Linked DNA regions of Homo sapiens: all the other regions are linked to region 2. Evidence: chromatin loops called from intact Hi-C (ENCODE). Cell type or tissue: CD4-positive, alpha-beta T cell. All regions are shown on one strand. Region 1 overlaps GRID1 (glutamate ionotropic receptor delta type subunit 1). Region 2 has its middle 10 kb from the start of GRID1. Region 3 holds the start of LOC105378400 (a long non-coding RNA gene).

The links. Hi-C counts contacts between places; a loop is a spot of excess contacts. Peaks named below come from ENCODE experiments on the same cell type or tissue, not always from the same donor. Only the 100,000 strongest peaks of a DNase experiment are listed, where the experiment ranks them.
Region 1: a loop joins it to region 2, with 7 times the contacts of the local background. A loop is called at or near these places in 48 of 110 quality-filtered maps.
Region 3: it touches region 2 in a loop (10-fold over the local background); 7 of 110 quality-filtered maps call a loop at or near these places.

The regions. Positions count from the first base shown.
Region 1 is chr10:85,994,422-85,996,921 of GRCh38, reverse strand. The region is part of intron 4 of GRID1 (glutamate ionotropic receptor delta type subunit 1); the gene reads left to right. Among named protein-coding and RNA genes, the nearest start is that of MIR346, 270 kb to the left of the region's middle. In CD4-positive, alpha-beta T cell, no CTCF peak of the experiment used is centred here; a DNase peak (open chromatin) is centred at 941; H3K27me3 peaks cover 970 bases.
Region 2 is chr10:86,375,917-86,378,416 of GRCh38, reverse strand. No RefSeq gene overlaps it. Among named protein-coding and RNA genes, the nearest start is that of GRID1, 10 kb to the right of the region's middle. RefSeq lists silencers at 902-961, 972-1,021, 871-1,165, 1,125-1,323 and an enhancer at 801-1,343. In CD4-positive, alpha-beta T cell, CTCF peaks have their summits at 839 and 1,040 (motif pointing right); a DNase peak (open chromatin) is centred at 1,036; H3K4me3 peaks cover 341 bases; H3K27me3 peaks cover 1,060 bases.
Region 3 is chr10:84,846,440-84,848,939 of GRCh38, reverse strand. LOC105378400 (a long non-coding RNA gene) reads right to left here and starts at 1,705. Exons shown (of 4, transcript XR_946150.2): 1 at 1,409-1,705; 2 at 1-409. In CD4-positive, alpha-beta T cell, no CTCF peak of the experiment used is centred here; no DNase peak of the experiment used is centred here.

The DNA of each region.
Region 1 (2,500 bases), 380 kb after region 2:
TTTTTGTCTTTCAACAAATTTGATAAGTTTTAAGCCATTATTTCTCAGTTTTTTCCTTTTCTTTTCTTTCTTTCTTTCTTTTTTTTTTTTTTGAGATGGAGTTTCGCTTTTGTCGCCCATGCTGAAGTGCAATAGCATGATCTCAGCTCACTGCAACCTCTACCTCCTGGGTTCAAGCGATTCTCCTGCCTCAGCCTTCTGAGTAGCTGGGATTACATGCACCCACCATCATGCCTGGCTAATTTTTATATTTTTAGTAGAGGCAGGGTTTCACCATGTTGGCAAGACTGGTTGCTCTGATAACACAAATATTAGATCTTTTGTTTTTGTTTCATAGGTCCCTGATGCTCTGTTCATTTTTAAAAATATATTTCTCTTGTTCTGACTGAATCATTACTATTGATGTGTCTTCAAGTTTATTGATTCTTTCCTCTGTCATCATCGTTCTTCATTGAGCCCATCCAGTGAAATTTTTTTTGTTGTTAAATTTTAGTTATTGTATACTTCAGCATAACATTCCTATTTGGTTTTTTAAAAGTTTCTTGTATTTCTTTGCTGGGACTTTTTATTTTTCCATTTCTTTTAGGAGTGTTCACAATTGCTTGTTGGAACATTTTTATAATAGTTACTTTAAAGCCTTTGCCAGAAAATTACATCCACGTCATCTTTGGGTTGATGTTTGCTGATTATCTTTTCCCATGTGAGTTTAGATTTTGCTTGTTCTTATTCTGAGCAATTTTGGATTTTATCTTGGGAATTTTGAATATTATGACTCTTGGTTTCACTTACATTCTGTGAAAGGTGTTGATATTTTTGTTTTAGCAGGTTAAGTTCAGGCCACAAGCTCCAGCATGTTGCCTGTGGGCTGTTACCAATGTCAGCTCAGGTTTGAAAGCATTTGCCGTGCTCTTCTAATCATTCTGGTGTGTGTGCCACCCAGTGGCCAGTCTGGAACCTAATGGTAATCTGTCTTTTATCTTTTATTCACAGCTTTTATATACTGATTAGAATCCTATCCACGTATGAGCAGCTCAGGAGTGAGCCCAGGACTTCATAAACCGCTTGTTAGAGTTGCTTTCCTGAGATTTTCCTTCTCTGTGACATCCTCACTCTTTTCCTATTCTGAGGGACTCTTTGATGGTTCTCCAATCAGCTGTGGCTTTGGAGTTCTTGCTCTGCTGCACACTTTTGTGGCTGCATCTGCCTCTAGGGCAAGGGGTCAAGAGGGTTAGAGGATAAAAGCTTGGTAAACTTACAGCCAGTTTGGTATTCTTTGAATTCTTGTTTTCTTCTCCTATCTGCCTGCTCATGTTTACTCATCAGACTCCTTGAATAGCTGCCACATGCATTCTGTCCAGGTTTTATGACTATGTTCAGGGGAGAATCATGGTGGGTGCTCTTACTCCATTACACCTAGTCAGTGTTCCTTAATCAGACATGCACACCTAGTCAACTGGGGAACATTTTCCCCTTGCATAGTTTTTATGGAGTCATGTGAGTGGGGGTCCGAAACTCTTCCTCACCCCTAAGGCTGGAGACCCTGAAAACTAAGGCAGAGCCAACAGATTGGGAGCAGAGGCATCCGGCTGCCTGCTAGTTGGGAACTTCCTCTCTTTCCAGGATTCTCTTAGGACACTTGCTCTACCCAGAAATAAAATACAGGATTGCTGATAGGTGGCCGTCCCATCAAAGTTCCACGACTAGTGATAGATTATTGGAAACGACTTTGTTCCTGAATAATGCCTTTAAGTTGAATTGTTATAAGAGAAGCTTCTATTTTCTATGGCTGTAGCATTATTTTCTATAGGTGCAGGGTTCCACTTCTGAAAAATAACTTTTAACATAAAAATCCGCAAGTCTAACATGAAAATAAATGGAAAGAACATAAAACTCAACTATGTGCCTTTAAAAACATTTATAGTAAGCATGTGAAGGCAAACAGTGTCTATGAAGGTTAATTTTACATTTGCAGTTGTTTCAGCCAGGTGGAAATGTTTAAAAATATAAGCCAAATGGCATTTTGACTAAAGATTCTGTCTTGCATTCTCAATAAATTTTATATATTAGGTGCTTTTGATTGCTTCAATAACCTTTAAACTGAATTCAAAAGTAGGGAATTCTGGTCCATAGTAGGCTGTCTCTGTAAAAGCATAGGCCATCTTACCTACTCTTTTCTGACAGCTGGAGATGAGTTTACAGCCATGGTTTCTGGACTACCAGGCGACCAGCTGGGGGACCCCAGCATTCTGTCCACTGCCACAACTGCGTAATCACGTGCTGAGTATCTAACAGCTCACCAATAAGTGGCAGCATGTGTGTATCCATATTCCAACCAGAATGGACCTCTATTTCTTCATTTCAGGGCCTCCCAGCATCCCTTGGGTTTGGCCAGTTTTATGGTTATCACTGAAGTGGGCAGCTAGGGTTCTGTGTGGTCCCCAGCATCTAATTCCAGGTGTGTGATTTAAGGGCAGAGATGTCGGGTGCTAGGATTGAGATT
Region 2 (2,500 bases):
CCCTAATGGCTAGTGATGTTGAGCATCTTTTCATGTGCTTATTGGTCATTTATATCTCATTTTTGGAGATACGTCTATTCATGTCCTTTGCCTGATTTTTTAATCAGGTTGGTTTTGTTGTTGAGTTGTAGTAAAGAGCTTTAAGTAGGACTGTCACAATTTGACTTACTGTTTTGACAGAGCTGAGCCTGAAACTTTGGCAGGAATCAGGGTGAGGGGGAAGCGGCAAGAACTGGGGGCTGCCAGGACAGATGCTGCACACAGTGAGCTCTTCACAAAAGCTGAGCTCACCCAGGCCCTCTTCCTGCTTCGGATCTTGGATGGCCTGAGGAGGAGGACACTGGGGTCACCTCTTTGGATCCTGGCCTTTTAAGGCTCTCAGGGAAGGCTCAGGCAGTCTCCAACAGACCCCTGGGAAATCCAGGGTCCCAGTCCCTCCGTGTGTGGTCCAGACGGAGAATGGTTAATGATCCACGCTATAGGACGCCTGCCTGTTATTTGCAGCAGGGGCTGACCATGGGGGTTGGGCTCTAGAAATCCGCAGGAATTTACACAGGGGTGCTGGGCTGTGTAAAGTGGATCCCCCACTGGCTTTTCTGACTGGCAGATAGTTCAAAGACGTGGGCTGGGGAGCCAGAATGCCTGGGTTCAAATCCTATTTTGCCACATACCAGCTGGGCATGTTACATAACTCTCTTGTGCCTCCATTTACTGCTCTGTAAAATGGGAATAATAAGAGCGCCTCCCTTGTGAAGGATTGGGTGAGGATTACATGAGTTAATGTATGCAAAGCATTAAAATAGTGCCTGTCTCGTAGTAAACGCTATGTAAATGTGGGCTATTGCTGTTATTTTCACTGAGACCAGGCCCTGTTGGGCTTCCCACCGCCCATCAGCGTGCAGGCCTTCCGGACCACGTAGAGGTGCGGTTATCCTTGGGACAGGTCCTCCCTCCTGGGGCGGCTCGCGCGGCAGCGCCTGGGGCCCGTTCCCGCGGTTGCCGGCAGGGGGCAGCATTGCACTGCGGCTGCTCCTGGGCGGCGCCGGCGACTGGGCTTGGAAACCGCGCCTCGCGGCGGCCTGCGCCCTCGCTGCGTCCCTCGCGCTGTCACCTGCGGAATCGGCAGACCAGCCCGTGTAGCCGTCAGCCCAGTAGGGCGGGCACGGGGGCCGGAGACCGCTGTCTCTGTTCAGCCCGGGGTCTCTTGGGGCAGGGCGCCCCACCGCCTCTTCCATGAGGTTCTCCAGCCCTCAAACCCCCGGCGCGCGTGGCTATTTCTCGGCCCCTCGTGGGGCCTGGAGGCCCTTGACCATTCTTGGTCCGTGCACAATCCCCCCATCTGTGAAATGTGGGCAATTGCGCGGTGGCTCAGGGCGCGGCCCAGGTCAGGCACAGAGTGAGGGTCGGGAGATGTTTGGACAACCCCCACCTCGGCTTTCATTAGGTTGCGGACGAGCTGGGCCTGAGCGGGGCATGCGGGCGCGCGCGGCCTCTGGGGAGGGAGTGTGGCGGAGAGGATGCGCGGGCCGTGTGGTCCTGATCTGGGCTTGAGCCCACCCCATGCTTGAACCTGCTCTGGGCCTTTGCTTGTGCTCAGCCTGCTTCCTGGATGGCCCCTCCTTCCTCCTTATTCAACTCCCTCGGGCATCTCAGAGTCCGTAACAGCCTTCCAGGTCTCAGGGCCTGGCATTAGCTTCCCTTCCCTGCCAGTCCCCAAAAACGTCCAGTCCTCGCCTGGGCCTACCCAAGGTCTCCCCTCACCCCCAACCACCAGGCTCTGGGTCCACATTAGGACTTGTGTCTGTCCTGCCCACCATGACCCTTAGCAGGGGATCACGGGGATGGCCCGGCCTCCTGTGAAGGAAGGTCAGCTCCATGATTCCAGATGATTCCAGTCTGGAAATCTCGTGGACTCCAGAAGTCTAGCCTTTGGCTACTCTCCCCAACATTTCCTGGAGAGGCTTGATCACTGGCCCATAGGCCAAGGAGACCCTCCCTTCTATGGTCACAGACCTTCAACAGATGATGGTAGATGCAGGCCGCTACCCTCAGGTGACCCCACAAAGAGCCACACACTGGCAAAAGAACAGTCAGTGTTCCCAGTGGGTAGGAAATGCACCCTAAAACAACTTAGAGATGCAATTTTTCATTTATCAAGAATGAAACAAAGAATAACGCTTAGTGTTGCTGAAGGTGCAGAGAAGCAGACACTTTCATGAATTGCCCATGGAAACGTAGACTGGTTTTAAAAACAGCTTTGGAGGGCAATTTTGGAACTATGTATTAGAGACTTAAATGACGCATAACCTTTGACCCAGCAATTCCACTGCTAGGTATTTATTCTACTAAGGAAATAATTGCATAAAAGCTGAAAATGCATGTGTAAGTATTTTTTACCGAAGCACTGTTTATAATGGTAAAAATTGGGGAGAATATTCAATAGCAAATGAATGATTAAATAATGTATGATAGCTCCATGGAATAGAACTGTAATCAGCCA
Region 3 (2,500 bases), 1.5 Mb after region 2:
CCTTTATTCTTCTTGTAGTTCTAATTTTGTGCTACCATATCAAGTAGTAAATCACAAAATTTAACACTCTAAGCTATTACCATGTTGCCAGCTTTGCAACTTTGCAGTCCTACAAATACCAACTGAAAGACCCATTCATGGCAACATATCTCTTCTTTTCACACAAGAATATTTAGGGGAGTATGTTAGTGAATGCACTTCCTGGGCAACTCTTGCTGTTGGTTTGAGAAAGAGGTGTTCAAACTCTTGCCAATGCTGTGTAGAAGCAGAGCGAATGTTCTAGTCCTTGTGTGTCCTTGTGGTTAGGCTGGGAGACTGTAGCACAATTCTTGCTGACAAGGGTCTCCCTTGTCCATCCAGAAAGGAGGTATTTGCTATGGTCCTCAAGGCAAAATGGGAGGCTTTGCACCTGGAAAATCAAAAAGAAAACTTGTGATCAATTAGTTCAGCTTTCTTATATTATAGGTGGTAAAACTGAAAGCCAGGCTGTACAAATGACTTTCCCAAGATCAGACAGTTAATTAGTGGCTGGGCCCCATGTTAAGTCTTACATTCTGACCATTGTTCAACACTTCCCACTTTAATACATATGATGTGTATAATCATTCTGCCAACCACCATTTGCAGTGTGTGATAATAGAGGAAAGAGCTGTGTGGGGACAGATATCTGATGAGGGCTTGATGTTTCTTCTTTTTACTGTGCTAATTACCACAATTACTGTAACTATACCAAGAAGGGGTTTCTTAGAATAATCTTTATCCAGGGCCACAAAATATACATACTTTGGGAATCTGTATGATTACTGCCCACCGCCCCCCACCGCCCACCGATTCAATCAGTGAGGCCGAGCAATATCTGTGCTTTTCCATATCAATATTGTTAGTTTCTTTGCCACAAGTAGAGATGTGATAATTAGCAGATCCAAACGATAAAATGCAATTTTCAAATATTGCTAAAAACCAAATGTAGTAAAGTTTGCTACATTCTTATGAGCCAAACTTAACTGGAGAAGTAACAACACTCTGGTTTCTGTTGACCTACTTATGATTTGACATTTAAAAGGAAAGTAAAAAGAGTAGGATGCCCTGGGCTCAGAAGTCAAGGAGACACCAGTCTTTGATTCTCAATGTGGGGAACTGGATTTTCAATTGTCATTTGACTGCCTAATGGGTTGGGCAAAGACAGACTTGATTGGAATGGGCTTTCAGCTCTTTGTATGCGCCTGACATTGTTCATGACCACCAGGGCCTCTGTTCCCAGTCTAGTTTGAAAAAGCGTTCCCATCTCACAGTCAGTCATATCCATGATACAAGATATATATGTTTCTTCTGCAAAATACAACTCAAAAATGGCATATTTAGGTAAAAATAAACAAATACATAAACACATACATATCTACATACATACATTCAATTGAAAGCAAATAGTAATAGCCACTCTTGGAACCAGCTTCTCTTTGGAGTGTGGTTTCTGTGTTGACTATTGATTTGTGTTCTTGGGGAGAGTCAGATCCCAGCAGCCGGCCTCAGATGGCAAGTCAGTCTAATATGATTCCTTATTCTTCAGCACGTGACATTTGAAGACAGTGATATCTAATGAAGATTTCTTTCCTAAGCTGCCCCATTAAAAGAAAAGTGCCTACCAGCCAGTCAGCGTAGGTGCACAATTCCAAAGAAGTCTGAGGGATCTAGTTTGAGAGGCAACAACATGAAGGGGCCAGTAGGACCACCCATCCCCACTGTGATGTAAATAAGGGCAGGAGGACTGAAGCGCCTCTTGAACAGCCTGAATGAACCACCATCAGTGACTCTCCTAATTGTGTTTCTGCTAAACACTGGAGGGCCTCACTTTTCTCCTTTAATGTGAAGAAAGAAGGAAAAAAAAAATCTGCCCTGTCAAAGCCACACAAGGGAATTCTCTTAAAATAAACAGCTAAACTTAACGGCAGGCTTTTCTTTCCATGGAAATATTTTAAATGTATATAATGTTAGATGGCTGCTAAAAAAATGACAAGTGTCTGTTTTCATTAAACTCCCCAAGAGTATGGATCTAATTGACAGCCTTTCTGAGGCCCTGAGGAGCTTCCAGCTTCAGGGTTTCCATGGCAACGTGTCCCCACTGCTAGAGCTCTACTGCTCACAGTCATCATTTACAGGGACCCACATTTTAGACACTCCTTTAAGCTATCCAGGAACTTCACTATCCCAAAGGGTAACAAATTCAATTTTCCAAGCAGGTAAAACTTCCCACTTTGGGGCTAAGCTTCCACTTCCAATTTCTAAGAATTCTTTGTTCAATTTATGATTGAACAAAGATCAATTTGATATATTCATTTATGCATTTCTTTCTTTCAGTCTGGCTCTGTAGCATGCTTCTTGTACCTTTAAGGCTGTAGGTCTTAAACTTCATGGTTATCTTTCATCTTCTTCCAAAGGAGTAACATTGCACCAGAATCTGTCCCCCTGGGAAGTAACGCTTGCCATGACTAGTCATCTAAGT